7 separate regions of the Homo sapiens genome follow, and all the other regions are linked to region 1. The links are chromatin loops, found by intact Hi-C in ENCODE. Cell type or tissue: Caco-2. All regions are shown on one strand.

The links. A loop is a pair of places that touch in the nucleus more often than their neighbours do. Peaks named below come from ENCODE experiments on the same cell type or tissue, not always from the same donor. Only the 100,000 strongest peaks of a DNase experiment are listed, where the experiment ranks them.
Region 2: a loop joins it to region 1, with 8 times the contacts of the local background. A loop is called at or near these places in 5 of 110 quality-filtered maps.
Region 3: it touches region 1 in a loop (8-fold over the local background); 10 of 110 quality-filtered maps call a loop at or near these places.
Region 4: a loop joins it to region 1, with 2.6 times the contacts of the local background. A loop is called at or near these places in 5 of 110 quality-filtered maps.
Region 5: it touches region 1 in a loop (2.3-fold over the local background); 5 of 110 quality-filtered maps call a loop at or near these places.
Region 6: a loop joins it to region 1, with 5 times the contacts of the local background. A loop is called at or near these places in 7 of 110 quality-filtered maps.
Region 7: it touches region 1 in a loop (8-fold over the local background); 8 of 110 quality-filtered maps call a loop at or near these places.

What each region holds. Positions count from the first base shown.
Region 1 is chr1:91,609,265-91,613,264 of GRCh38, reverse strand. No RefSeq gene overlaps it. Among named protein-coding and RNA genes, the nearest start is that of CDC7, 110 kb to the right of the region's middle. RefSeq lists enhancers at 1,024-1,523, 1,524-2,025. In Caco-2, no CTCF peak of the experiment used is centred here; a DNase peak (open chromatin) is centred at 1,654.
Region 2 is chr1:91,509,461-91,513,460 of GRCh38, reverse strand. CDC7 (cell division cycle 7) reads right to left here. Exons shown (of 12, transcript NM_003503.4): 5 at 1,771-1,864; 6 at 1,538-1,680; 7 at 154-403. Among named protein-coding and RNA genes, the nearest start is that of CDC7, 11 kb to the right of the region's middle. In Caco-2, a CTCF peak has its summit at 1,887 (motif pointing left); no DNase peak of the experiment used is centred here.
Region 3 is chr1:91,528,367-91,532,366 of GRCh38, reverse strand. All of the region lies in intron 4 of LOC102723436 (a long non-coding RNA gene), which reads left to right. It also overlaps the pseudogene WDR82P2. Among named protein-coding and RNA genes, the nearest start is that of CDC7, 30 kb to the right of the region's middle. In Caco-2, no CTCF peak of the experiment used is centred here; no DNase peak of the experiment used is centred here.
Region 4 is chr1:91,793,278-91,797,277 of GRCh38, reverse strand. The region is part of intron 3 of TGFBR3 (transforming growth factor beta receptor 3); the gene reads left to right. Among named protein-coding and RNA genes, the nearest start is that of TGFBR3, 91 kb to the left of the region's middle. RefSeq lists a silencer at 712-1,006. In Caco-2, no CTCF peak of the experiment used is centred here; no DNase peak of the experiment used is centred here.
Region 5 is chr1:91,825,974-91,829,973 of GRCh38, reverse strand. The region is part of intron 2 of TGFBR3 (transforming growth factor beta receptor 3); the gene reads left to right. It also overlaps the pseudogene RN7SL653P. Among named protein-coding and RNA genes, the nearest start is that of TGFBR3, 58 kb to the left of the region's middle. In Caco-2, no CTCF peak of the experiment used is centred here; a DNase peak (open chromatin) is centred at 1,953.
Region 6 is chr1:91,735,174-91,739,173 of GRCh38, reverse strand. All of the region lies in intron 4 of TGFBR3 (transforming growth factor beta receptor 3), which reads left to right. Among named protein-coding and RNA genes, the nearest start is that of TGFBR3, 150 kb to the left of the region's middle. RefSeq lists an enhancer at 1,220-2,419. In Caco-2, no CTCF peak of the experiment used is centred here; DNase peaks (open chromatin) are centred at 1,993 and 3,703.
Region 7 is chr1:91,558,712-91,562,711 of GRCh38, reverse strand. LOC102723436 (a long non-coding RNA gene) reads left to right here. Exons shown (of 5, transcript XR_007066219.1): 3 at 1,142-1,321. Among named protein-coding and RNA genes, the nearest start is that of CDC7, 60 kb to the right of the region's middle. In Caco-2, no CTCF peak of the experiment used is centred here; no DNase peak of the experiment used is centred here.

The sequences.
Region 1 (4,000 bases):
GAGTGCAGTGGCATCATCATGGCTCACTGCAAACTTGATCTTCCATGCTCAAGTGATCCTCCTACCTCAGCCTTCTGAGTAGCTGGGACTACCAGTGTGTGCCACCAGGCCCAGCTAATTTTTTATTTTTCGCAGAGGCGGGGTCTCACTATGTTGCTCAGGCTGGTCTTAAACTCCTGGGCTCAAGCCATCCGCCTGCCTTCCGCTCCCAAAGTGCTGGGATTACAGGTGTGAGCCGTTGCACCTGGCCTCAACTTTTCACGAGGGAACTAGAGACAAGCCCTTTATTTAGCCAAGAGTTTAGAAATCCAGGTATTTTCACTATTTCCATAGAATTTAGTCCTTGTCTGAACTGTGTCACTGTGCAGCACGTGGAGGGTTTTGTGGGGAGAGAGAATGTGAGTTTTGACATCAAACAGATCTGGTTTAAAATCCTGTCTCTGCCCTTTACCAGATATGTCATCTTGGGGAAATTACTTAGTTTCTTCAATTCTCAATTTTACCATCTGAACAATGGGATTAAAAAAACGCTAGAATTTTCATGAATACTAAATGAGATAATATTGGAAAAATGGCTGGTATATTATCTGACATATAGTAAGCCCCCAAGTGGCAGCTATTATTGTTATCCTAATATTATTCTAAAATATGAGGGTGAGCAGACTAGGTCATAATATTTATATGTGAGTTTTTCAAATAAGGGAAGCTTTACTTGGTGATCCTGGTGACTTTGCTCTAGGCCAGGCTGTTCAACACAGTTGCACATCAGGGCGGTGGTGCTTGTCGGAGTTCAGCTCCCCTTGTGAGGTGCTGCATGGCTCCAGTGTGAGCCTGATTCGGCAACACAGGGCTTCTATTAACCACACAGCCCCCTTATTACTCAGTCATGTCTTCTGTTAAGCACACAGTCCCCTTATTACTCAGTCATGTCCTTCATTCCGGACTGGGTCTGGGATGCCATCCCCAGACAGGGTTTAACTCATGGAAAAGTCAACCAATGTCTCTACAATGTGCTGCATGGACCACGGATCACAAGGTTGGGACATCCTAGTTTCTACTGACCAACTCCATCAAGCCGGAGGAGCACCAGCTTGGCCCCTTTATGCACACTGTGGAACAGTTACTTGGGCTCCAGAGGGAGTCTGGCGGTTGCATGTTCCCTGTTTCCTTCCATCTTCATTTCTGCATTGTGAGAGGGCAGTGGGTCTGGCTGAGAAGGGGGTGCAAAGCTGGGAGGGTGGGCGGGGAGCTTGGCCCAGGCCGACCTCCCTTGCCTTTGTAAGGGCTCTGGGAGGAAGGAGTTCTGCTGGGCCCCAGTTGCCCTCCTCCCTCCTTGCCCCCATCCACACTGGAAGGTGCCTTTCGGAGGAGCTTAGTTTAATGAGTTCCTGGGCTGAACCTCTCTGGACTGCTCCCACTCCTGTGGTCACTAACAACAGCACACTGGGGAGTGGGCGGAACTCCGAAACCAAGCCCATCTGTTTTGTCTCTTTAGATTCAAGACAGATGTTCCCACAATCTGGCGACAAAACTGCAGTCCTTGGAGAGACTGTGGGTGCCCTGAGTTTGCGGGTGGGGATAGGGGTCTACTGATGTGCAGTGACAGCGAGGTGGCGGACTTCTCCAGCTTCCTTGCAAAGCCCTGGGGAGCCAGGGCAGGCCCTGCTGGAATCCTGCAACAGGCGCCGCACCCTGCCATACACCTTCAGCAAATACGACAGGAACGTAAAACTTCCTGCCCTAATCCGTTTAAACTTAAAGCCTAGTAGGAGGTCACTATAGTGTTAGATTTTTGGGTCTGTTTTTTTTTTTTTCTATTTCAGAAAGATTTGTTTGTTTGTGAAGATCTTAAGGCCCAAATACCGAGAGCTAGAGTCTGTGCTGGTAAAATGAAGGCTGAAAATGACAAATGTTAGAAGTGAGCAAATAAGTTTATTATATATAATAGAAAAAAGCAAAATGTTAAATTTGACTTTGCGATGCATGGAATAATCTGCTGATGTTGGATGATGATGCCACCTCCTTGAAAACTCCCTTTCTAGGGAACAATAATTGCTAACATTATTGGGCACATATGATGTGGCAGGCTCTGTTCTATTATAAATACTTTTCATGTATTAAATCGTTTATTCCCCACGACAGCCTAATGAAAAAATGACTATTGTTATCTCTACTTTCTAAGTGAGGAAACTGAAGCGCAGCATGATTAAGCAACTTGCCCAAGGTTGCAGAGCTCATAAACGGCAGATCTGGGCCCAGGCAGCCTGGCTGTGTGCGCTACCCCTAGCAGGCTGCATTGTCTGTCCAATATAAGGCCTGTAAGATCGTGGCCAAGTCCTTCAAACTCCCTTTCTAGGGTACTTTCAAAGTACAGCTTTGTACTTCTCCTCTCCCAGTCCCTGAGCAAGAGTAGTGGGGTGGGCATGTTAAATACTTATGAGTAAGTGAATGCATTAATGCAAGATTTATAGTATGGTCAGCTGGTAGCAGCAAACCTTTTCTGTTAAGAAGCCCTTCCATGTTTTATCCAAAATACTTGCCCTTCTTACCACAGTAGCCCATGGCTAGTTACTCATTAGCTTCCTAGTACCTATGGGCCTTTTCCTATTCCAAGACCCCAGCTCTCTCCTTTGCTCTCATCAGCACAGTCCTCTCCTCACGTGTCCCACTTTGAGTTCTTCCTAAGATCCAGCACAAAAATACTCGGATGGGATTTCCATTTAACATGGCTTTTCATTACATGGTTTTGCTTATTACACGGATCAAATCAAGTTCTGAAACCATAATTACATTGGGAAAGGCTGCTCGCCAGCCCCAGAGTCAGTAGGGAGGGTGGAGTTGTGGGTGCACTGACAACTTTTCAGTGAAAACAGTTAAGACTGTGTTATCTCACAGAGGAAGCAGGGAAGCTGTGACTATTCTTCCCATATTAGAGATTAGAGAACATATGTAGGAACATATTAGGAACAGAGATGTGGCTTGTCCAAGCTTCCATGGGTGGAGCTCAGGGATCTCCTGAATTGTGGCTGGAGCCGCAGATGGAAGGCCTTCCTCTTCCTACTGTGTGGCAGCCTCATGACTTCCTAGACATCTCTGCCTCTCCCCTAACCCTCTCAGGCCATTCCTTGCCCTGGCAGATGGCTACTGCCAAGATTCTACCTTTGCGGAGGAAGGAAGGCTATGATGTATTTGTTCATGCACTGGTTCATTCATCCTGACTTTTTTCGCTCTTTCACAGAACCAGACAGTGGGGCAAAATCCAAGGTGGTGCTGGAGCGTCTCAATTCTATGGGATTCTCCTGTCAGCTCAGGATCAGAGTCATCCCATAACGAAAAGCTTTTCTACCATTTGCCTGGAACTGGGGCCTAGACCAGATGACATGGGTCTCTTCCAGGTCCCCCAGATGCTTAGGTTGGGTCCAAGTTACACTGAAAACGGTCCAGTGAATTTCCAGTCTGGTCCACACCCATCATTCCTGGAGCTGAGTGACTCAGGGCTCCAGAAGATACCTCAGTGCTAAGTCATCATCCCCGAGAGAAGAATGTTTCACGTTCAGGGATTCTGTCACCTGTGCTCTGGAAGCAAGTTCTAGGCCTTTTCACCCCAGCTTTCACTTTCATCCTGGGGTTTGCTATGGGAGCTGGCATTCTGCTACCCCATTTCCAGCTCTAGTGTAGTGACATTGCTGCGTTCTGTTTAGACTGTTTAGTGGGTCATGGCATCCTTGACCACCTCCTCCCTTTAGCCAATTTTTGATTTATTAAACAAAGTAGAGAGAAGAAACGTAGATGGCGTACATGGGATTTAGGGTATGGGGCTGTCTGCATGGCCTGGAGGCTGACCTACAGGAGATTGTGGGCGCAGCTCTCACTCACATGTTGTGGGTGTGTACACACCACATGGCTCAGCCCTCATTCATGGATCCTTCGGGTCTCAGTCCCCATTCATGGATCCTTTGGGTCTCTGTCCCTTGTGCTTTGATGCTACTGAGCTCTGGAA
Region 2 (4,000 bases), 100 kb after region 1:
TAGTGAAAATTTAATCAAATGAATACATATAACAAATGCAAAAAAAAGTTTTTTAAATTATAAGTACTATCCTAGTATTCTATCTCCCTCTGTTGGTTGAAGGAGTATATTTCTAAAACAGTGTCGGTACTTAAGAAATAAAAGAGATAGAACCTTTCCGTCTTTTCCTTGTTTAATCTGAATTTGTGCATTTGTGTAGGGTCTTTTAACAGAAGCTTTTGTGGTGGACTGCTGATCCAGCTCCTTAGGTACTGGGCCACTCAGTGGAATCTTGTTTCCTGTGATTATGTGGGATTTGTTTTGTGAACACCTTTCCTGCTGAGCTTCAGACTGGACAAATTTAAGAAGCTCTATTTTCGTATCATGGGTTCCTTGGGCCAAACCAAAGTCTACCAAGGCATACCTAAGAGACAAAATTAAGCATTTTTACTTATCTGTAGCAATTAAAGCTTAGTAACATTGTAATACTCTCAAACCATCCTCATAAAAACTGTAATTCTTTTTGGGATCAATTAGGAATTTATAACATTCTGGAAAAAAGAAAAAAAAATAAGTTTTCCAGACAAAGTAAGAATTTAACAGCTAACCAGGATTGAAAATTAAGAGTTGTCCCACAATCAAATTTTCTTTTTCCAGTGGTCTGTGTTAATAAGGCAGAAGAGGAATACATAACATAAACACAGTCCGTTGTTCTCTGATGGTGGCAGAGATGGCATCATAGCAGATAATTTCTAGTTAAGAAAGCTTAAAAAAATTAAAATCATGGTTTTAAAATCTGATCCAATTAAAGAAAATTAAAAAGTCAGGCATATAAAAGCTCAAAAAAGAAGTTATAATATTATTATGTTTAATATGATCCATTATATAGAGGTATTTATGTTATTTTTAGCTTATAATTTCTCTATAATTATAATCAGCATTAAAAAGTATACATAAAAATAAAACTTTTGTGTTAAAACAGGAAATTGGCTATCATGTGGTCCAATCCCCTCACTTACTAGAAAAGAAAAATGAAGTCCAGAGATAAGAGACATGTCTAAGGTCAAAAATTATTAGACTCTAAGTCTGTTAGTTCATGCTATTTCCACTGAACCATAGTACATCTAATAATGTACATTATTCCACTAATACAATTTTATCTTCTTCATCACCAAATTTCCCTTTCCAATCACAAAGAAACTGAAACAGAAATAATCTGTGCATGGCTATTGCAGTATGTTATATTATATCTAAGAGATATAAGTCAGAGGATACAAAGTAGCAGATATGTAGGATAAATAAATCTAGACCTAATGCACACTCTGAAGATTACAGGTAATAAAACTGTACTGTATATGAGATTCATACTAAATGAGTAAATTTTAGCTGCTCTTGCCGTAAAAACAAAAATAAGATGGGTAACTGAGATAAATATTTGCTTCACAATAGTAACTTTTGTACTATATATAACATCATGTTCAATACCTTAAATATAGACAATAAAATTGTTTTTTAAAAGAAATAGGATAAATATTTTCTAGTAACTCTTCATACTTACTTTTTCAGGCGCCTATTATATAAAAAATTGCTGGGCTTAACATCACGGTGAACAATACCAAACTGATGAATGCGTTTCAAAGCTTTGAACAGATTAAGCATATATTCCCGTACTTCTTGAAAGGAAAGAGAATTCAGAATGTCCTAAAACAAAGTTACAAATGAAATGAGTTACAAATATTGTTTGCAATTAAATATTTAGCTAATAAAAATTCAAGAAATATTAAAACCTACCAAAAACGACTCATGCTCCAGATATGGCATAGCAATAACTACATGATCATTCTTCCTAAAGCAGTATTTAACTCCCATGACATTATCTTGCCCCCTAGTGGAAAAATGCACAAGGAACTTTTAGAAGAAAGGTCAGAGGGACTGAAACTTTATGCCTAATTTTAAAAACCGCAATTTTAGCAATGCATACATATTGCTAGAAAACTGACTTAAATCATCATCACATAATATAAACACAAGTGACTTGTGTTCTCGTGTTAAAGTTTTCTTTTAAAACAAAAATGGCACCAGTTTTGAAGTTACTATAATAATTCAAACGAGGTAATTATAGTTGTGACTGGGGAAGCAGCAGAATGAGAAAAAAGGGAAAAGATTAATAAGACTTAGCAGATAAGATGGTAACAGTAATAAATAAATCAAGGTCACTAAACTAATAGATCAATGAGCCAGGATTTGAACCCAGGCATTTTGCTCCAGATATATGTTCTTAATCACTATGTTACACTGCTTCATAAAAGAGGAAAATAGGACAAAGGTGATTTCTATGATTTTGAGCCTGAGTAAGAAAACAATAGAGATACCAAAAAATGAGTAGAGAAGCCAGTAAAAGAAGCATCTAAAACCAGACCTCATCATTTTGATAGAGTTATCTAGACAAGGGACTAAGCCTTAAGTGAGAAGACAAGTGAGAAGTCAGTGAGAGTACCTGCAGAGAAGTGATACCTACAGACATGAAAATTAATAGCGAGAAAAGAAAACTGAGCTTGGAAGAAGCCAAGTTAGAGAGCCAAATAAGAAAGGAATTTTGAAGGAAGAGTTATTAGCATGGAAGTCAAAGAGAATAACAACTGAGGGAAGGCTTTTAGTTAGGCAAAGAATAATTAACTGGTAATTTTTAAGACAGCAATTTAAGTGGAAAGGAAGAAACAAAACAGAAGGAAGGAAAATATAACACAATGGAAGCTGAGCCTGAAGACAATTTGCCTGACTGCATTGTAAGATCAGATGAAGGCATTTTTAGCATGTACTTTTTTAAGCACAGAAAAAGAAAAAGTGGTAGAGGGAGACAGTTAAAAATATAGAAAAAGAAATGATCATATTTAGGGTACAAGAATGTATGCAAGCATTCTTTATAGAGGCCATCTCATTTTCTTGTCTTCTATAATACACAGAAGGCTGAAACAAACAGGCTTATTCATTCATTCAGTATTTAGTTGGCACTGTTATTTGCTGTTAGGGATTATAGACATTAGTGATGCAATAGTGAATAAAATTTACAGAATTTCTGTCCTCATGGAGTTTACTATCTAGTGGACAATACAGATAATAACAAGGTAACTTATAATGACAGAATACGATAAGGGCTTTGAAAGAAATCTAAAGATGCTATGACAATAAAAAAAAATAGGAGAATCTAATTTAATTCAGAGAAGACATCTTTCAAGCAATGTCACTCTTTTTTTTTTTTCTCAGAGGCAGGGTCTTGTTTTGTTGACCAGGCTGGATGGAGTGCAATGGAGTGATCGCAGGTCATTACAGCCTCAAACTCCTGGGCTCAAGCGATCCTCCTACCTCAGCCTCCCAAGTAGCTGGGACTACAGATGTGTGCCACCTTGCCTGGATAATTTTTAAGTTTTTTGTAAAGATGGGTTCTTGCTAGGTTGCCCAGGCAGGTCTCAAACTCCTGGCCTCAAGCAATCCTCCCAAAGTGCTGGGATTACAAGCATGAACTACTGCGTCCAGTTTCACTCTTGCTCAGATCAGAAGATGAAGGGTCAGCAAGCAATGACTGGGAGAGGTCTTCCTGAATGGGGAAACAGTCTGGGCAGTGGCCCTGAGGTAAGAAAGCTCTTGAGACAAATTTGATAAACTAAAGAAATGGAGCACAGTGAGGGAGGTGGGAAGATAGGCATGAGAAGGTTGAATTTTTTTTTCAAAGTACATAGGGAAACCACTGAAAGATTTTAAGTGGTGGAACTAATGACCCAATTTAAGTTATATACATATATATTTTATATTTTAAAGATCATTCTGGCTGCTGTGTAAAGACAGAATTAAGGGGAGAAGGAAGAAGCAGGCTACAGTCGTAGTCTAGGCTTCATCTGAGGTAGTGGCAGAGAAGACAGAAAGACATGGATGAACTTCTAGATATACTTTAGAGCCAAAATGGCTAGGACTTAGTGATTAATGTGGTTTAGGAGAGAAATAGAGAAAATGAGGATGATTTCTA
Region 3 (4,000 bases), 81 kb after region 1:
GCTGGGGCTGCAAAGATTCTCTCAGCAGAGCCAGAGGTGCTCATGCTCTCTTGGGGGTGGTTGGGGAGTGGGGCAGCGGCATTTGCCATCCTCTTAGGAGTCACGGCCAAAACCACTGATGTGTATTTGATAGTGACACTGCACTCCTCAGCCAGAGGGGTACTTAAAAAATTATTTCCAGTTGCAATTATACTTACTGCTTATTAAGGAAAATTTGGAAATTTTAGAAATAATCAGTTTGCCACCCAAATGCTACCACTGTTAATCTTTTGGTGTTAAATGTTCCCCTACACATTTCTGTGCATAGATTTTTGGTGTGTTTACATAGTCGTTATTCTACTGTCTATACAATTTTATGTCCCTTTTGTGCTTAACATACAAACATTTTTTCCATGTTACAGTCTTAAACAGAAAAAAAATTTTGGGATCCAAAAAATGGAAGTGACCCTAGGCCCTTCTTGACTCTGAGAGACTCTGGCTGGAGCCATGTTCTACTTTTTTCCTGGGCCCTTCACAGAGGAGGCCTCATATATGAACATCATTTGCTACCTAAGACCCAGAGCAAAAATTAGCCGGGTGTGGTGGTGCATGCCGTAATCTCAGCCACTTGGGAGGCTGAGGCAGGAGAATCGCTTGAACCTGGGAGGCGGAGGTTGCAGTGAGCCAAGATTGTGCCATCGCACTCCAGCCTGGGTGATAAGAGTGAAACTCTGTCTCAAACAAACAAACAAACAAACAAGCAAGCAAACAAGAAGACCCAGAGCATATCTTGTGAAGTATTCTTGTGTTTAAATCTGAGTATTTTTCTAACTGTTATATTTCAGCCCATTTCTTACAGCTGACTATCTAAATTCATATAGGTTATTCTGTTGCATATTTTTATATCACTATATCTGGTCACCAGGTGGCTGCTCAAAAACATCTATTTTATCTCTTCAAACCTTCTGTGGCCTCCCAAATTCTTGCTCTGCAAGCCATGTTCAACTTCCTACAAAGTTTGACATTAATTCTAAATTCATTCATTGAAAATTCAGGTCAACATAAAACCCACTTAGTGGGCCAGATGCAGTGGCTCATGCCTGTAATCCCAGCACTTTGGAAGGCCGAGGCAGGTGGATCACCTGAGGTCAGAAGTTCGAGACCAGCCTGGCCAACATGGCGAAACCCTGTCTCTACTAAAAATACAAAAATTAGCTGGGCATGGTGTTGGGCACCTGTAATCCCAGCTACTTAGGAGGTTGAGGCAGGAAAATCGCTTGAACCTGGGAGGCAGAGGTTGCAGTGAGCAGAGATGGTGCGCCATTGCACTCCAGCCAGGGTGAAAGAGTGAGACTCGTCTCGAAACGAAAACAAAAACAAAAAGCTACTTAGTGTAACTGCTATCAAAAGCCCACCTGGTTGATTCTGAATATGGATGCTGTCATTGCAAAGGAAGCCTGCTATAGGTCACTGCTACCATTTCTCCTCTTCTGCTTCACTGGCCTCCTCAAAAAACAAACAAAAAAATTTTGCTTCACTGTAGTTATACTGTGTGCATATGTGTATACTATATGTGTGCTCATTTTTCAACAAATAATGATTGAGGCCTGATTCTGTGCCAGGCACTGGAGATGCAATGGTGCATGAAATAGACCTGATTGTTGTTGTCCTGGCACTCACAATCTAGTGGTGTTATAGAATAGAGGACTGATAATGTAGTGCTATAAGTGCCACAATAGGAATGATTGGAAGCTACAAAGTTTGGGGGAGCAAAGGCGTTTTTTACCATAGGGTTGAATGTCTACTTGTCCCAAGCACTATTCTACATGTCAGAAAAAGAGACACTAAGTAAGAGTAAACTGGGATGCCTGTGTGAGGAGGCAACATTTGAGCAGGGTACTACTATATGATGAGCAGGGTACTATACAATGAGCAGGATGGGGTGGAGGAAGGATATGGTATCCTGAACTCAGAAGGAGAGGTAAAATAAGCCTTCCTAATGGCAGTGATGCTGAACTGAGACCTGAAGGATGAAGAGGAGTTAGCTAGGTGAAGGAAGCTGGGGTTTGGTGGAGAAGTGCTCCAGGCAGAGGAAACAGGAAATGCAAAAGCCCAGAAGAGAAGGAATAGAAAATACAAGAAATTCGTGACTAGAAAAGATGAGGGGGGTAATAGGTTATTACTAGTTCTCCCTTTGTCTGGTAAAATTGTTTTACTTATATAAGAGCCAGTTTATTTTGTATACCTTGTTTTCTCTTTTAGTAGCCTTACTGATACACAAGTCCAAACGTGTTTGGGCAGCTTCCTCACCGAACATGGCCAAAGGAACTCCTGCCATCTAATGGACAGAGAGATCATAATTTGCAGAAAATTAGCATTACTACAATGTTAGGCTCACAGTATGTCAAATAACAGCAATTTTCCACTCAATGGTTTAAAAGCCCTTATGTACTAAAACAGGTTAAGGAAGAAATATGTAAGAATATTCTCAGACAATGCTCCCCTGTATGGGGAGATGAAAGGAAACCAGGGAAAGAAAGGAAGGAGGGAAGGTTAACAATTAGGTACTTGTGTCAGCATTGTACTTAGTGAGCATACTCTCATTCCTCCAATCAAGGAGGTAGGCAACATAAACCCCATTTCCAGATGAGGAAACTGCAACTCACAATACAGGGAAAAGCTGGCTTTGGCTGTCTCCTTTATGTTATGCTGCCTCCCATCAGGATTTATTTCTAAATCAACAAATGGTAAGGAGGCATTAAAATGTTGCCCAGTTGTGACATCCATACATTTACATTTAAGACCTCAATGAAAGTGCTTAAGATCCCATTTTGTTCTCAAAAGACATTGGGAAGAATCTCTATTTCACTAAATAATATACAAATCAGCTGGTGCCCAAAGCAGAGAGCCTCCGGTACCACATATATTAGAATGGACATATTTTGAAAGCTAAAAAACTGGAATGCCTTTCTAACAATTTCGTACTACTTCTAGTTGAGAGAGACATTCTTAAAAATGCAATTTGGATGCAGAAACATTGGCATTCTCAGAACACCGAGTTTTTGGAATTGAAGCTGTCTCAGAAAAATCCAGATGAATAGGGTTCCACATGTATGAAGATGAATCACATTAGCAAAGCATAATCAAATGTGTATATTATGCTTTCCCATAGTATTTTATACATACAAGACCTTAAAACATTGATTTTTTAAATTGTTATGGTGCCTGGTACACAGTAGGAGCTAAAAACATGACTATAATAGAGAATTGTAAAATTTTTGCTTACCTACCTCTTATACAAGGTTGTAAAAAGTTGTTAGAGATTAAATGTCCACCAGCTGTTCTGTCTTCACTGAGGTCAAAGCGATGGGAATGGAGCACCAGCAACTTGGAGTGGAGAGAAATTAGAACCAAGATGGATGGGATGGGGGTTGCGGGGCTGAGAAGCCTTAGGACAGATGACCAAGGGAAAAACAGTATAATCCTTTAGATGTTTTAAGAAGACAGGAGCTGTCCTTAGAATGGGATTATCCTGGTGGAGCTTGGAAAACCCCATGGTGTCAGATTCCTGGTCAACTCCCAAGTTTTGACTGAGGACCCGAGTTTCTAAATGCAGCAATGGAAAATGTGGGGGGATATATAATACAGTCTCTACTTTCAAGAAGCTTATAAACTGTGTATAGGGAATCAAGGACATGATCATTTGGACTGATCAATGAAGGCTTTGTAGAGGGAAGTGGGATATACAGATTAGAGGGAAAGGCATTCCAGGTAATGGCAACTACAAAATCCAAAGGCCCCTTTGGGGCCACTCTGAATCTAAAGCATGGCATTAGAATCTTGGCTTCATTTAAATTACATTTTATGGGGAAGTTGGGTGGTCTACTGTTAAGAGATTATGTAAGAGGAATGAGGCATTTCATTTTTCTTACCATTTGGTGTCACTCTCAATCAAATAAATTGTACTAAACTTAGGAAAATAAGCACCCTTGTTAAAAGAGGTTTTGGCTTTTGTCAAGAA
Region 4 (4,000 bases), 180 kb before region 1:
GGTGTCAGCTCTCAGCCCACTGCCACTGAGTCTGCAGAGATGATTTTCTGGACAGAAGTCCTTTTCTTCTCTTCTGGGGTTCAACAAAAGAAGCTCATGTATGAACATAAGAGAACAGATTTAAAATACCAGCTGCTGTCTGGATTGGGCAACTTTAGGATTTCTCTGTCTAGAGATTGGTTGGCTCTCCCCATTTCCTGGCCCTCCGTATTGGAAAAAAACGTTCATAAGAATTTCAACTTTTAGGCCAGGCATGGTGATGGTGCACACCTGTAATCTCAGCACTTTGAGAGGCCAAGGTGGGAGGATCGCATGAGCTCAGGAGTTCAAGACCAGCCTGGGAAACATAGCAAGACCTCATCTCTACTAAAAATAAAACTAAAAAAAAAAAAAATTAGCAGGGTGTGGTAGTTAGCACATGTAGTCCCAGCTACTTGGGAGGCTGAAGCAAGAGGATTGCTTGAGCCTGGGAAATCGAGGCTGGAGTGAGCCGTGATTGCCATTGCACTCCAGCCTGGGAGATAGAGCAGAACCCTGTTTCAAAAATAATAATAATAATTTCATCTTTTAAACATGATTGTGAGAAACCAAATAAGGTACCGTTTTCTCTGTTGTTGTGAAATGTCTTTCCCATTTCCTCCTGTGTCCTCTGTCTTCTTTCTTTACTTTGTCATATGAACTTATTGCTTCTGCAGGATGAGTGAGGGGAAATGGGAACACTCTGGAATAAAGATGGCGGTACTTTGTACTTGCCTGAAAATCCCTGAGCATAGCTCCTTATCACTATCTAGGCAGCTTCCCAAAGGTGGCGGTGACATTAGCGGAGATGGTGATGATAAAGATATATGCTCATAGTTACTCAGCATTTACTCTGCCAAACACTGTTCGAAGCACTCATACAGTAACTCCATGAATCCTACAATTATACTCATTTTACAGGTGACAAAACAGGTGCAGAAAACTTATTTGCGCAAGGTCATCATCTTCAGAGAGAAATGGCGTCCTCTTTCCTGTGGCTCAAAAATGGCCTAGATTGTGGGTGAATGGTCATCATTTAAGAGTACAGATTTCCCAACAAGATAACACAGAGTATTCTGTTTTTAAGCTTCTGTGTGTCAGAAATGTTATCACTCAGGTATTCGCTCTCCAGGGAGAGAGAAACCACAAAAAATCCTGATCATAGTGAAGTATAGGAAAAGTAATGCAGAATGGAATTTATCTTTGAGCTTTCTTCTGGTCAAGAAAGTTAATTTCCAGAGCCACTTGTTTATGTGCCTCAGCCACCCCATCCTTTTGGGGTGGTAGGAAGAGGAGAAGCACGAGATGTTAAGGAAAAGCAAGCTGATTTTAATCTCATGAACGTGTGCAGAGTTGGCTCATTTCAAAGACAGATCATCTAACCTTTCCAGCAACATTGGAAATTATTGTTAATACTCTTGGTTGCTTGCCATTGTTGCTGCAACTCATATTTCAGGTCAGATTTCTTTATCCCAGTAATGTGCCTTTAATTCTGAACTGATGGGGGAGAGTTTGTGGTGAGAGGGAAAGGAGGAGAGGAGGAAATGCAGCTCCTATGAAGCGTTGCTGACTCCAGCAATTCTTTAGCAGCGACAATTACTCATTTTATATATGCTTCTCTCAGAGGAACTCAGAGGGAAAAGAAAGTCCAAGCTGTTACAGAAGCAGCAACAGCAGAAAATTCTTGACGTTAAATTGTGCAGTACTGTTGTTGACTCTGAAAACAAATTCGAGTAAGACTACTGAAACAAGAGAAAAATACCTCGAGGAGTGACAGCAGAGCTCTCCTGCACTTGGTTACTATGTTATTCAAAATGGGATTCATTTTAGGACCTGGCAGTACTGAGGATACATAACATTAGCTGGCATCAGGGACATAGTGTGTTCAGTGAGGAAGAAAAGAAAGAGGGCCTACAAAGGGTAGTCTCAAACTTGTTTAAAAACCTGAACATTATTCTCTTTCGATATTAGTATAGTATATGTATGATTTTGGGCCAGTGATTTGAAGATGTTTCTGAGAATAGACAACAGACGGACCTTTAAGAATTAGATGGTTGTAGTTCAATACTGTTTGAAAACAAGATTTTGGGATAACTGATTTTTGGAGATTCCATCTGGCTCTGCGTTGCTCACATACGGCAGATCTCAGAGTAGTTTGCATATACAAAGTGAGCATAGAGGATAACATCAGAATGAGGGTCAGGACGAGAGAATGAAAGATTGTTTGTGGTTGGTAAGATGGGTGTGTATAAGGATTAAATATCGCTCACTCTTTTGACATATGACTATGGAGAACATTCCCGCAGCTATGCAAACAGTTTTTAAAAATCATTTGAACCACATGACCCAGCAATTCCACTCTTAGGTATATACCCGAGAGAAGTGAAAACACATGTCCACACAAAGACTTGTCTGTGACTGTTCATGGCAGCATTAGTCCAAAAGTGGAAAAACCCAAATTTTCATCTTCTGATGAATGGGTAAATAAAATATGGTATATCCATACAATGGAGTGTTACTGAGCAGTAAAAAGGATGGCATACTGATAGGTGCTACAGCATGGATGAACCTTGAAAATCCACTAAATGAAAAAAGACAGACACAAAGACCACATATCATATGATTCCATGTATGTGAAATGTTCAGGATACAGAAATTTATAGAGACAAAGTAAATTAGTCATTGCTTAGGGCTAGAGGGGAAAGAAGGAAATGGAGGTTGACTGCTAAACGTTACATGTTTTTTTAAAAAAGTGGAGGCCGGGCGAGGTGGCTCACACCTGTAATCCCAACACTTTGGGAGGCCGAGGCAGGTGGATCACCTGAGGTCAGGAGTTTGAGACTAGCCTAGCCAACATGGTGAAACCCCTTCTCTACTAAAAATACAAAAATTAGCTGGCATGGTGGCGGGTGCCTGTAGTCGTAGCTACTTGGGAGGCTGAGGCAGGAGAATGACTTGAACCCAGGAGGTGGAGGTTGCAGTGAGCCAAGATTGCGCTGCTGCACTCCAGCCTGAGCAACAGAGTGAGACTCCATCTCAACAACAAAAAAAAAAGGTGGAGGAGATGACAAAAATGTTCTAAAATTTTAATGGTTGCACAATTCTGTGAATATACTAAAAACTGTTGAATTGTAATTTAAGTGGGTGAATTTTATGGTATGGGAATTGTATCTCAATGAAACTATTTAAAAAAACCGTTTGACCTGCTGACATGCTAATTAGTCTATAAAGTTTACGTTGGCTCAATTCACTTTTACCAAGATTGCTTACTCCTTCAACTTAAACTCACCTAATGCTTTTTGTTATTTTCAATGGATAACTTGGTTTTTGTAGATATGTCATGATATGGTCTATGCTAAAAATAACAGCTGATCTGTTTTGAGGGTAATAGTAGGAGGGCCAGAGGCAGCCTTTGTGCAGTCTCTACCAATTTTTTTTTTTTTTTTTTTTTTTTGAGACAGAGTCTTGCTGTGTCACCCAGGCTGGAGCACAGTTGTGTGATCTTGGCTCACTGCAACCTCCACCTCCCGGGTTCAAGCAATTCTCATGCCTCAGCCACCTGAGTAGCTGGGATTACAGGCATATGCCACCGTGCCCGGCTAATTTTTTATATTTTTAGTAGAAATGGAGTTTCATCATGTTGGCCAGTCTGGTCTCAAACTCCTGGCCTCAAGTGATCCGTCCGCCTCAGACTCCCAGAGTGCTGGGATTACAGGTGTGAGCCACCTCACCTGGCCTCTACCAAATATTAAAGGCAAATATTTTTCAAAATGAAATAAGTGCCGTTACTTACAAATTAGCAAAACAATTACCGTGCTGGCTCCAAGCTGTAATTGACTATGACTGAAGACTGGAGTAGTTGGTTTTCATGATGTCATCCTTAAATGTGAGGGAATTACTAAATCAGCCCCATTTCCCCTTGGCTTGTTATTGGTGCAAGATCAGTATCAAGATCTATTATAAATCACCCCATATCTAATAT
Region 5 (4,000 bases), 220 kb before region 1:
CAGGTGTCTGCACTAAGTTCAGCGTCAGTGTGGTGACTTCCCTGGGGACTCCCAGGGGACTGCCAGATTGCCTAAGGAGAGATGAACTGGCCAGGTCAGAAATGGAGCAGGTCGAAACTCCCATCCTGATCAGTAGTGGGATTGTGCCTATGAATAGACACTGTATTCCAGCCTGGGCAATATAGCAAGATCCTGTCTCTAAACAAAACAAAACAAAACAAAAAAAAACCCCTTGTCTGGAACAACTGAGTTTGGAGTTTGTTGTCCCCTTAGAGTCCTTGCTTTCATAGTGATTGTTTTCTTGTGTCCAAAGCATCCTTGGTAGTTTTAACTCTCCATGGGAATTGGTGAGCCATGGACATCATCTTGGAGCACACTTTGAATCTCAGAGCTTCCTTTGAGGGGACTGCTATGTTCTGGGTGCTTCTGGTATTCACAGGTTCTATGATTCTATGGCTGGACCCTTCTAGCATATGTGCCCTTTGGTGTCACTTTGTCAGAACCACAGCCAGTGCATGGGTCTTCTGATGCCATCCTGTGGCTCTCTTCCCCACACCATGCCTTGTTTTTTTTTTTTTGTTTGTTTGTTTTTTTGAAGACCTTCGAGTCTCGCTCTGTTGCTCAGGCTAGAGTGCAGTGGGGCAATCTCAGCTCACTGCAACCTCTGCCTCCTGGGTTCAAGTGATTCTTGTGCCTCAGCCTTATGAGTAGCTGGGATTACAGGTGCGTGCCACCACACCTGGCTAATATTTGTATTTTTAGAAGAGACGGGGTTTCACCATGCTCTCCAGGCTGGTCTTGAACTCCTGACCTCAAGTGATCTGCCCACCTCACCCTCCCACAGTGCTGGGATTACAGGTGTGAGCCATCGTGCCCAGCCACACTGTGCCTTGTTACTGCATGTCTGCTTGGGTCATGGCCCAGGTGTCATGGTGGAGGGGGCGGGGTTGGGAGGTAGAGAGTGCTGGCATTGGTGATTTGCCAGCAGGACACATGCCCAGGAAGATGGTCAGAAAAAGAGGGACTCCTTCACGTACGTATAAGTCAGCTTTAGCCTTAAAGCTTCAAACACCCACTCACTGCATTGAGGAGTCCTTGAGGTCCCTCACCTGCTCTTCCTGGTCTGACTAGATGCCAGGGAATTGGGAGAGAGGGACCTGCAGTGGGAGGGTCCTGGAACTGCAGTGACAGTAATACAGGCTTAAACTAGAATTCCTTCCTGGAAGAATTTCGGTCTTCCTCTACCCCAGCAGCCTTTCACTCCTTAACTTTAGTAGTGTGCCTTGGGGCTTGAGCAGCTGCTGCTTCTGTGGAGGTGACCATCCAGAGGGACCCTTTCACAGCTAAGTTCACTTGCACCTCCGTTTCTGCTTAAGGCAACTACAGTTTCGGGGGTGGCTGCCCCTGTTTGCTCATGATAATTCCTTATGAACTCTCCTGTTGATAAACTGAACTGGATCAGCTTTAGTTTCCCTTTAACTAAGGATTTAAGTCAAAGCGTAACCACAAGTGTCCTGTTCGTTTTCATTCATTTCAGTGCTGAACATTTATACACTGGGCTATGGATTTGATGTTTCCTTCCTGTCTTGGCTGAGATACCTGTGTGAAATATGAGTTTGCCATTTGGCAAACTCTTTTTCCTTTGACTAGTTAATGAAGCCAAAATATTGACGGGGGTGTGGAGTTAGGGGAAGAGGAGGTGTGCATGGTTACATTTGAAAGTTCTTCATGGTGCAGGAGAATCCAGTGCTTCACCCTGAGTAATTGTAATTAGGGTAGTAAGTAAACCCTTTCAGGTTTATTCTATAGCGATCATGACGAGTTATCTTGGGGAAGGGATAAAGAAGACTGTGAGAGGTTGTACAGTTCTGATCCTGTCAGGCTTTGAGAAGCAGACCTCAGCGTGATCTGAAGAGCCGGTACCCTGGAGTAGATGATTAACCAAGATAATGTTCCGGACAGTCTGCAGCTGAACTGAACTGGTGTCTCTGCATCCATTCATAGTTACCCAGTGTGGTTAATAACAAGTCCGTTGGGAGTTATGCCTGTGCTGGCCATAACTACCTTGTATTCTGGATGGGGGTCAGAGAAACTGAATGGATCGATTCATTCACTGAGTAGTGAGTGACTGCAGCCTTACTGAAGCCAGCTCCTTTCCAGCTCTTTGATGACATGCACTATTATTGTTGTTAACAGGTTGGCTAAAAAAGTAAACCTGGGAGAGTTGAGGCTTTGTTCCTCTGTCCAGCACTCAGATATTTCCTGTAGTCATTCAGTAAACATTTACCAAGTGCTTACTGTGTGCCAGGGACTGTGTTATCATAACCAGTAACTTTTTCTTCGTTAATGAATTATCTCATGCGGCGTGCATACAAAGAAGCCTTAAGAAGTGGAGGATAATGGGGGCCTGTCTCTCCCTGCTCATCCTTTGGGGCTGTCACATCACGGAAAGGAAGTAACAGTCAACTTAAATCAGTTTACTTTGGTAATAGCAGTTTTTGAAAAGGTTTGGAGCAGGAAATTGAAACTCTTGAGAAACAGGAGGTTTGGGGATTACTGCTGGATTTTTCTTATTCCTGCTATCCCAAGGACTTGATCCCAGTTACCACTGATAATGGACCCCTTTTATGTTTAACTGTCTTGTCAGTAAGTCAGTGACACATGCTGAGAATAGAAACCAGTACCATTCCATGTCGTAACCGCCAGCCTGTACACGCCCCGCTGGTTCTGTTGTTGTGATCGTTGCTACAGCGCTTAACATCAAATGCCAGCCTCATGCCTGGCACTTTACATCACACCTACGGCGTCCCCACCCCGGGAGCTTACCTTCCCTAGAAGTCCAGGACATTTTCTATGTTGGCACCACAGGAATAGGTAGAGGGCAAGGGACAGAAAGTTTTCCTCAGTAAAATGTGGTCTTTGCTTGAATCAATAAAGGCAACTATGTTCATCTGTTTTAATAGGAAAGGCCTGTAGGTAATTTTTTTTCTCCGTTAAAATCTGCTTTTAAAAATGTTTGGGGTTGAGTATAACAACAGATTGATAACTCTCTGTTCATCGCTTTTCCGTTCTTGCAAAATATGTGACTTGCAGTGGTTGACTAAGTGCTAGGCTCTGACGGGAGGAAATGAGACCCGTGGAACTCCTGGCCCCCTGCTCTGTAGGTGCCTCCAGACCAGGGAGGGGAGACAGGCATCAGGTGGCATGGCCAGGCCTTTTTTTTTTTTTTAATAGTGGATGGGAGAAAATGGGAATATGACTAATTTTATTTAATACTTAGGTTGTTTTGTCTGTTTGCTTTACTGGCATAGGGTCATCTTCAGCTGAAGAAGGATGTGCTGGTGCTTAGGAATGGCTGTCAGGAGCCATCGGTTTGCTCCTTCAAACAGGAAGGGCAATGCTGGCTTCAGCTAAGAGCGAGAGAGGTTCTTTCCCCAGACACCCAGTATGTCTCTCTTTGCAATCATTGGCTGAATTGACTCAGCTTTTCCTCCCATCCTTGAATCAGTCCCTGGTAGAGTAATGGAGTTACAGTGATTGGCTTAGGACAGTCAGCTGGAGAATCAGTCACACCACTCACCACAGCGGCCTCCTACTAAATATAAATGTGAGCGGGACTTAAAATAGAAGAAATGCACATCTAACAGGACCATAACTTAGGGATAAGGTACTGGACAAGGTAATGAAGAGGCGATCATGGCCCTTGTTTGTGTTTCCTCCGTTCCCTCGGCAGCCTTCTAGGGGACCCTCTAATGTGCTACCTCACTGTGTACCTGTCTCTCTATCCTGACTCCACCTGTCACTCTCTCTCGACTCTGGGAGTATAGCTGCTTAAGGCCAAGGCACTCTGTCTTACTATTTGTGGCCACTGTAGCTGGCACATAGCAGGGACTTAATATGGGTTTCAGCAAATTGAACGAAAAAGGATACTTCGTATTCCTTTGTGTTTAACTTTTATCAAACATTGCTTGAATCAAGTGGATTTTTTTTTTTTTGAGAT
Region 6 (4,000 bases), 130 kb before region 1:
GTAGATGTTTCAATAGTCCTTACAACGGTCTACAAGGTCCTGTTGGGCCTACTGGTCTCCTCTGGGACCTGTGTCCTACCAACCTTGCCTCAGCCCTGTGTCCTACCAACCTCCTCTCAGCCCTGTGTCCAGCCACACTGACCTCCTTGGTCTTCCTTCACCATGTCAGACCTTACACTTGCTGCGTCTCAACTGTGAATGCTCCTTGCCCTGATGTTTGTGTGGTTTGTTCTTTCGTCTCCTTTAGGTCTTTAACTTCTCAGTGACCTTATTGTGCTCCTCTGGCTGTCTTATTAGACTTTAATCTCCATAAGGGCAGGGAATTTTTTCTGTCATATTCTCCACTGTGTCTCTCCACTGTGTCTCCAGCATGGAGAACAATGGAGTAGGCAGGCACTCCATAAATCTTTGTTGGCTCTATGTTTAAAGCATAGATTAGTTTATTAGGCTGTTCTTGCATTGCTAAAAAGAAATACTTGAGACTGGGCAATTTATAAGAAAAGAGGTTTAATTGGCTCATGGTTCTGCAAGCTGTACAGGAAGCATAGCACCAACATCTGCCTCTGGGGAGACCTCAGGATGCTTTTACTTATGGAGGAAGATGAAGCAGGTGCAGGCACTTACACATGGCAAAAGCAGGAGCAAGAGAGAGAACGTGTGTCGGGGGAGGTGCCACACACTTTTAAATGAGCAGATCTCACGTGAACTCAAGACGAGAGTTCACTTATTACCAAGGGGATGGCCTAAGCCATTCATGGGGGGATCTGCCCCCATGATCCAAACACCTCCCACCAGGCCCCATGTGAAACGTTGGGGGTTACCATTCAACATGAGATTTAGGTGGGGACAAATATGCAAACTATATCAATTAGTAAATATGAGATCATAGCAGGGTTCAGCTGATGCCAAAGCTAATGTGGATGCTTCATGCAGTGTTCACATATATGGAGAAAGAGATTTATTATAGGAATTGTCTCATGCAATTATAGAGGCTAAGAAGTCCAAAATCTGCAGAGCCAGTGCCCCAGTTCCAGTTCGAAGGCCTGTAGGCTGCTGTAGCACCGGGAAGAGCTGATGTTCCAGTTTGAAAGCCATCAGGTAGAATTCTTACTTGTGAGAGAGTCAGCTTTTTGTTCTATTCAGGCCTTCAACTGATTGGATGAACCCATACATGTCAGGGAGAGAAATCTGCCCTACTCAATGTACTAACATTTAAATCTCATCCAAATGCATCCTCACCAAAATACCCAGAATAATGTTTGGCCAAATATCTGGGCACCTGTGGCCCAGTCAAGTTGACACATAAAATGAACCATCACAGTATGCTTCTCAGACCATACCTGGAGACCTTGAATCTTGTCCCGACACCGTCTTTCAGAGACTATCCTGTTGACGCTCTGACAACCAGGGTATCTGGGGCAGAACTGAAGAAGCTAGGGGTGTTGCCCTGAAAAAGCAAACATGTGATTGAGGTCAGATGACACCTTTAAACACCTGAAGTCTTGTCTCATGGAAGAAAGACGAAGGAATTCTTTGTTCTAGTAGGCATGGCTCAGACTAGTGTATAAAAAATGAATCTAACAGAACAGAAATCTGCTGTCTTGGGAGCTAGTGAGGTCTTCTTTCTGGAAGGGTGCAAGCAGAGGCCAGCTGTGACCAGGAGTCAGAAGTCTTAAGTTCTGGTCTGGGCCTGGTGCATGACTCTCTGGCCTTGGGTAGGCCATTAGACTCTCTGAGGTTTCCGCTTTTCTGCTGTAGAGGTCACCGTAGCCTGCCTCACAGTTCCGCAAATCAGATGGAAATAACATCTGAACAATACCTTCTAAAACAACACCTTCTAAAACTCAGCTGTAGCCTTGTCAGGGTCAGGAGAGCTGGCAGTCAGGAGGGGAGTGCTAGCTCACTCCTTGCTGAAGCTGAAAATTTCCACTGACCTGCAGTCAGGGACACCTCACTGCAGCTTTGCTTTCTTCTTATTGGAATGTGCCTGAGGAGTGGCAGTTAACTCCAGTTCCAAATTCCTCAGCCCTGAGTGTATGAAGCTTATTGCTGCTGGCCCGTGAGGACAACAATGCCTGGAGGGAGCAGAGGGAGTTGTTCCTCCTCCACGAATCAGCCCCATCACCAGCTTCATCACGGCATCGCTCTTTAATTACTTCAGGACACAATTCGGAGTTGCCGTTGATATCTTCTGTATTTGTGCTGTTTGCTTTCTTGCCTCTGGAATGCACCAGTGTGACATCCCGCTTTCCGCTCTGAAAAACGTACTCTGTGTATAATGTATATAGGGTTGCTGTAGTTTATGGCCACAACATGAATGAGAAACAAGAAGCAGAACATCCAGGGTTTCTCGTCTAAACATTCAGAACTGTGCTGGCAGTGGGACAAAGGCCTCTGGACTGTTGTGGGTTTTGGTGACAGCCTTGATAAAAATGCCTTTTTAGTACAAGTGAAAGGAAGATTTTACTACAGTGCAAAAGTCAAAAAATTAGATAAACATTGTTGGAAGTTCAGTGTTGATGAGTAGCTAAGCCTCAGAGAAGTTACACTTAGGTGGGCATGGTTATTTTTTGGCAGGAAAATGACCTAGGATTTTTTTCTTATTCAGGCGACGTCAAAACAAGGTTAGAGCTACATGTTCCCCTCTGGTTTTGTTTATAACTGGCATCAGGACATTCAGAAATGATCGTGACTACACTTGACAGCACTGATACGTAGTAAGTGTGCAGTCAGTGGTAGCTGTTGTGAGTAGCTTTGGTTTACACCGAGTTTATTAGTGATTAATTCAGGGCTTCCACAGAGCCCTGTGTAGTTCTACACAGCTACCACTGACTGCACACTTACTACGTATCAGTGCTGTCAAGTGTAGTCACGATCATTTCTGAATGTCCTGATGCCAGTTATAAACAAAACCAGAGTGGAACATGTAGCTCTGTACCATCTGTGTGGCCCGGGCATCAGGATATCTAGAAACTTTTCAGGTGATTCTAGTTTTCAGCTTGCAACATTAGTAGGTCATGGAATCAATTAATTGAAGTACTTTTTTTTGCCAGCGTTTTTAGAAGATACGTTTATATAATTGTATAGAAAATATTAATGCCTAGCACAGTAGCTGGGAAAATATAATTTTGTGTGTGTTAAAAATGCTGCTGTGATAGAACCACTAATAAAATCCCTGCCCTCGACTTGCTTCTTAGTCTTACTTCAGAAACTGCATGCTTTTCGTTATGAATAAATGGTTCATGTGAAATTTAATACAAGACATTTATAGTTCTATGACCTGAGAATTTGTGAGCCTTCTTGCCCACATTTTGAGGTTTCACTCTGACATTGAAAAAATCAGTTATTTTATAAATGCTAGCCAACAAAAATGGCATACATATTTTCACCAGCAACTAAATTTGATTATAGCACAGCAACAAGATGATGATTTTCCTCCTTTGGATGTGTTAATTACACATATACCATGATATGCTAGGTCAGCAGTGGTCTAAATACATTCAGCAAGAATGAGGTACTTGCATACGTCATCCTGAAAGTTTTATTAGATCAGTTTAACAGCCTCTTGACTTCATTATCTATGGGAATTTGGGGGTCTTACACAATAAACTGTTACAAACATTCATCTCACTCTTATGAAATAGAGCAATGTGATAGAAAGGCTGGCAACCTTTGGCCATTTTTATCTCAGTGCTGAGGTGAACATAAACCAAGAGGACTCTCGCTGTTTCCCTATTGTGATGACTCTGTTGGCAGATGCTGCAACTGTGGAAGACCTGAAAGTCGTGATCAGTTGCTAGCAGGACTTTGGGATCACTTGTCTTGATCCTGAAGCTTTTTATAAGCCCACGAGAACATTCATCAAGGCTTCCCACTTGACTTGAAATACATTCATTGTAAGATTGGTCTTCGATTTAGATTTCTTGGAAATAGCAGTGATAATTCTTACGATTACTCAATGTGCAATGCAGTCCGTCCTCACAAGGTTCTTTCAGAGTTC
Region 7 (4,000 bases), 51 kb after region 1:
TCTAATGTGTGTATATGATGGGACTCAACCAGTCCCTTTATGGTGAACATTGGAGTTATTTCACCTTTGCTGGCAAAAAATAATACTAGTCGGTTACCTTTTTTTCAACAATATATGTTTGGATTAGATTCCTGAAAATTAGGTTGTTGGATTCAGAGTAGCTTGTTGTTGTTTTAAAACAATCTCAAATTTAAACTATAGTACAAAGAACATATTTTTTCTACACCATTTGAGAGCAAGTTGCTCTCAAATGTCCCATCACCAGTGGATATGTTAGTGTGTATTCCCATAAACAATGACATTCGCCCATGTAACTGCAATACAACTATCAAAATCAGGAAATTAATGTTGGTACAATTCTACCTTTTAATCTTTGGACCCCATTCAACCTTTACTGATAATGTCCTTTAAAGCAAAAGTATCCATTTTAGATTCATGCATTGCATTTTTGTTTGACAGAGACATCTCTAGTCTCTGTCATTTTGAAACAGCTCTCTCTTTCCTTTACTTTCATGATGTTTATGTGTTTGATGATTACAAATCAGTTATTTATTGCATGTTCCTCAGTTTGGGTTCATATTGGTTTGTTTTTTTTTTTAAAGTTGTGTAGGATTAATGTTGATCATGTTCTACTTAAATTAGTCTCAGGACCTTGGCTGAAGGGGTGGGCCAGGATAAAGGGAGAGAACTATCTCCACAAGTGAGGGGCCCATCCCCTTTGGAAATGTGTTTATCTTACTGTACACAAAGGGTCGGGGTCTTTTTCATGGAGAGTGCGAGTGTGGGGAAGGAAGCTGAATCCCCAGGAAGTTCTGTCAGATAAGAAATCTGTGACTCTGTAAATTCATCTACTTCTGTGTTTTTGTATTGCTCCTCCTTAGCTTCCTCCTTAATTTCAGTACAATTATTTGAGGGGGAAAAAATCCCAGCTTTGTTTCAGCTGAAATAAAGGGAAAGGAATTGGTCAAGAGGGCTGGTTAAGAGAGGGCTGCCCAAGGCCAAGTAGGGTGAGTCCATAGCAAGCACTGGATGGGTAGCTACTAAGTAGACAGAGTTAAGAGCTCCTCTTTCTCCCCTCATACGCTCGTCCCTCTGCTATAGGACCTACCGTATTGAAACTGTTGTGTTTTTCTTCTCCAAGGAACTGTGGATGCCTCCTGAATGGGAGCTGCAAACGATTATCAGAGTCAAGCAAGAGGAATGGCAAGGCATGTGCTGAATAACATCACATTAATATGGCTCTTAGCTACCTAACCCATTAGGAGCCATAATTAGGAGAGTTTGAAACAGACTGCAAGCATCTTCTCCAGAAAGAAGCTAGGTAAGGGCACACATTGATATGGAAGGAAAGGGGTGGGAGTATCTGTAAGAAGGACCTGGTGAGGGGTGTTTCTACTTGATGGGGTTTTTTTTTGTTTTTTTTTTTTTGTTTTGTTTTGTTTTGGTTTGGTTTTGTTTTTTTTTTTTTTTTTTTGAGACGGAGTCTCGCTCTGTCACCCAGGCTGGAGTGCAGTGGCGCGATCTCGGCTCACTGCAAGCTCCGCCTCCCAGGTTCACGCCATTCTCCTGCCTCAGCCTCCTGAGTGGCTGGGACTACAGGCGCCCGCCACTATGCCCGGCTAATTTTTTGTATTTTTTTAGTAGAGATGGGGTTTCACCGTGTTAGCCAAGATGGTCTCGATCTCCTGACCTCGTGATCCGCCTGCCTCGGCCTCCCAAAGTGCTAGGATTACAGGCGTGAGCCACCACGCCCGGCCTTTTTTTTTTTTTTTTTTTTTTTTTCTGATAACAGATCTCGCTCTGTCACCCGGGCTGGAGTGCAGAGCTGTGATCATGGCTCACTGAAGCCTTGACCTCTCAGGCTCAAGTGATCCTCCTACCTCAGACTCTCATGTAGCTGGGACTACAGGCATGTGCCACCACACCCAGCTAATTTTTAAATTTTTTGTAGAGATAGAGTCTCCTTATGTTGTCCAGGCAGGTCTCAAACTCCTGGCATCAAGTGAACCTCCTGCGCTGGCCTCCCAAAGTGCTGGGATTACAGGCATGAGCCACTGTGCCCAGCCTGATGCTTTTTTTTGTCTGGTTTTTTTTTTTTAAAGATCTCTCAGCAGAGTAATTTTATTTAAACTGAACTTGAAGAGAGAAGGAAGAGAATGGAAAGCAGGAAGTTAAAGGTTTGTGATTGATTTCAAGTACAGGATGCAGGAGCCCTCAGAGGGGCCTAGTTAGCCAGTACTCCCAGGAGCCCCTGCAGCCCAAATCTAGCCAGGCTTAACCCTGGGACGATAATCTGAGCCTACCTGACAGGTTGACATTTTGGTGAGGCATGGAGCAATTTACTTTAGCTGCATTGGTTTTCTTTTCTAGGGGCCGGGTGCGGAGGGGTGGGGGCGGGTAGGGGTGGTGAGGAGGAGTAAAACCACACATCCTTAGTTTAATCAAGGTGTTTGTGGTACTAAAGACAGAGCAGACATGATTTCCCCTAAGGAGGAATGGTGGTAGTTTGGGGGATGCTGTCTGTGTGTGTCTGAATTGGGCCAGAGCCCTCAAATAGACTGAGTCCTTTTGTTACTTGGCAGGAACTCCAATCCACTCATCAAGGAAAAATCAAGGTGCACCTTCAAACAACAGCTTTGAGATAATCTCAAAGATTTAAAAGTCAATATTTGCTTATAGGAACTCTATGTACATTCCAGACACTTCATACTTGGGCCTTTTAAAATACCTTCTTTCTGATAGGGTCTAGCTTGGAGCTCACCACTAACCAGAAGGTCTCCATTTTTCCATCCTCCATCCCATTCTTTGGACTAAGCATTATTATATTTAGCCCTCTAATGATTGGTATCAGCTTATAGTTGGAGTTGTCTTGATGAGAGAGTTTCTTGGCATGATTCTGTTTATTGGCTTATCATTTTATGAACTGGAGAGAAACAGCACAATTAGTGGAACTTCTAGATAAAAAAGATTTTGTTAAAACACTTGAAATTTAAAAGCCCTTTTTGCTTTGTAATGAGTTCTTTGAAAGATAATCTGTTTGGAGCCCTATGGGGTTTCCAAAGAAACATGCAGCTTTGAGGGCAAATGCTCTCTGTCTCCTGGTCCCACAAGCGCACATTTCTCAGCCCGCACATTTCTCAGCCCGCACATTTCTCAGCCCGCACATTTCTCATCCCGCACTCTAGCTGGACTCTTCTGCTTCCTAATGCAGTAATCAGATATTTTGGTGGAGGAAGTTTTAAAGCCTAATCATGCTGTAGTGAGGAAGGTGGGATTTCTTTCATTGCCTGCAACTCAAGGGCACATTTTCCTCAAAAACCATGTATTATATTTTGGCTTCTCACGAGATGCCCAACCCATTGCTATGAAAGGGCCCCCAGTCTCTGCCCTTGGGGAGGTTACCATCCAGAGCAGAGGAGAGGCAGCCAGCCAAATAATTTACACGTGTGGTAATTGCAGTAAACTTTTACTAGTGTTGTCAGTACATTCAACACATTTATTACATTTATTGAGCTCAGTGACTGGGAACACAAAGACAAATACCAACACGCATCCAATCTATGCCACATGCTCTCATTGTGCCATTACTTTTTTAGTTTGGTCTCACCAAGCAATGAAAAAAAAAAAGAAAAAAAACACTGCCAATTGTAACATAAATGCACCCTGATTTCAGAGACATTAAAAAGTGGAAATTCTGTATCTTTGAATGAGATACAGCAATCCCTTCCAGATTCATCCTGGAAGACAGGTAGGGAAACAATCACAAAGCAAGGTAAGAAGCCCTGTTAGAGAGGTCTGAACAAAATTAGGAGTTGGTCCAGAGCCAGGAACACCTGATGCTTCCTAAGAAGGAAGGTGGTAGGCTTCACAGAGGAGGCGACATTTGGACAAGATCTTAAAGAATGAATAAGGGGAAGGGAAGGATGGGAGGGAAGACAGCCAAAGATTGGTTAATGGATACAAAAATACAGCTAGATAGGAGGAATAAGTTCTAGTGTTC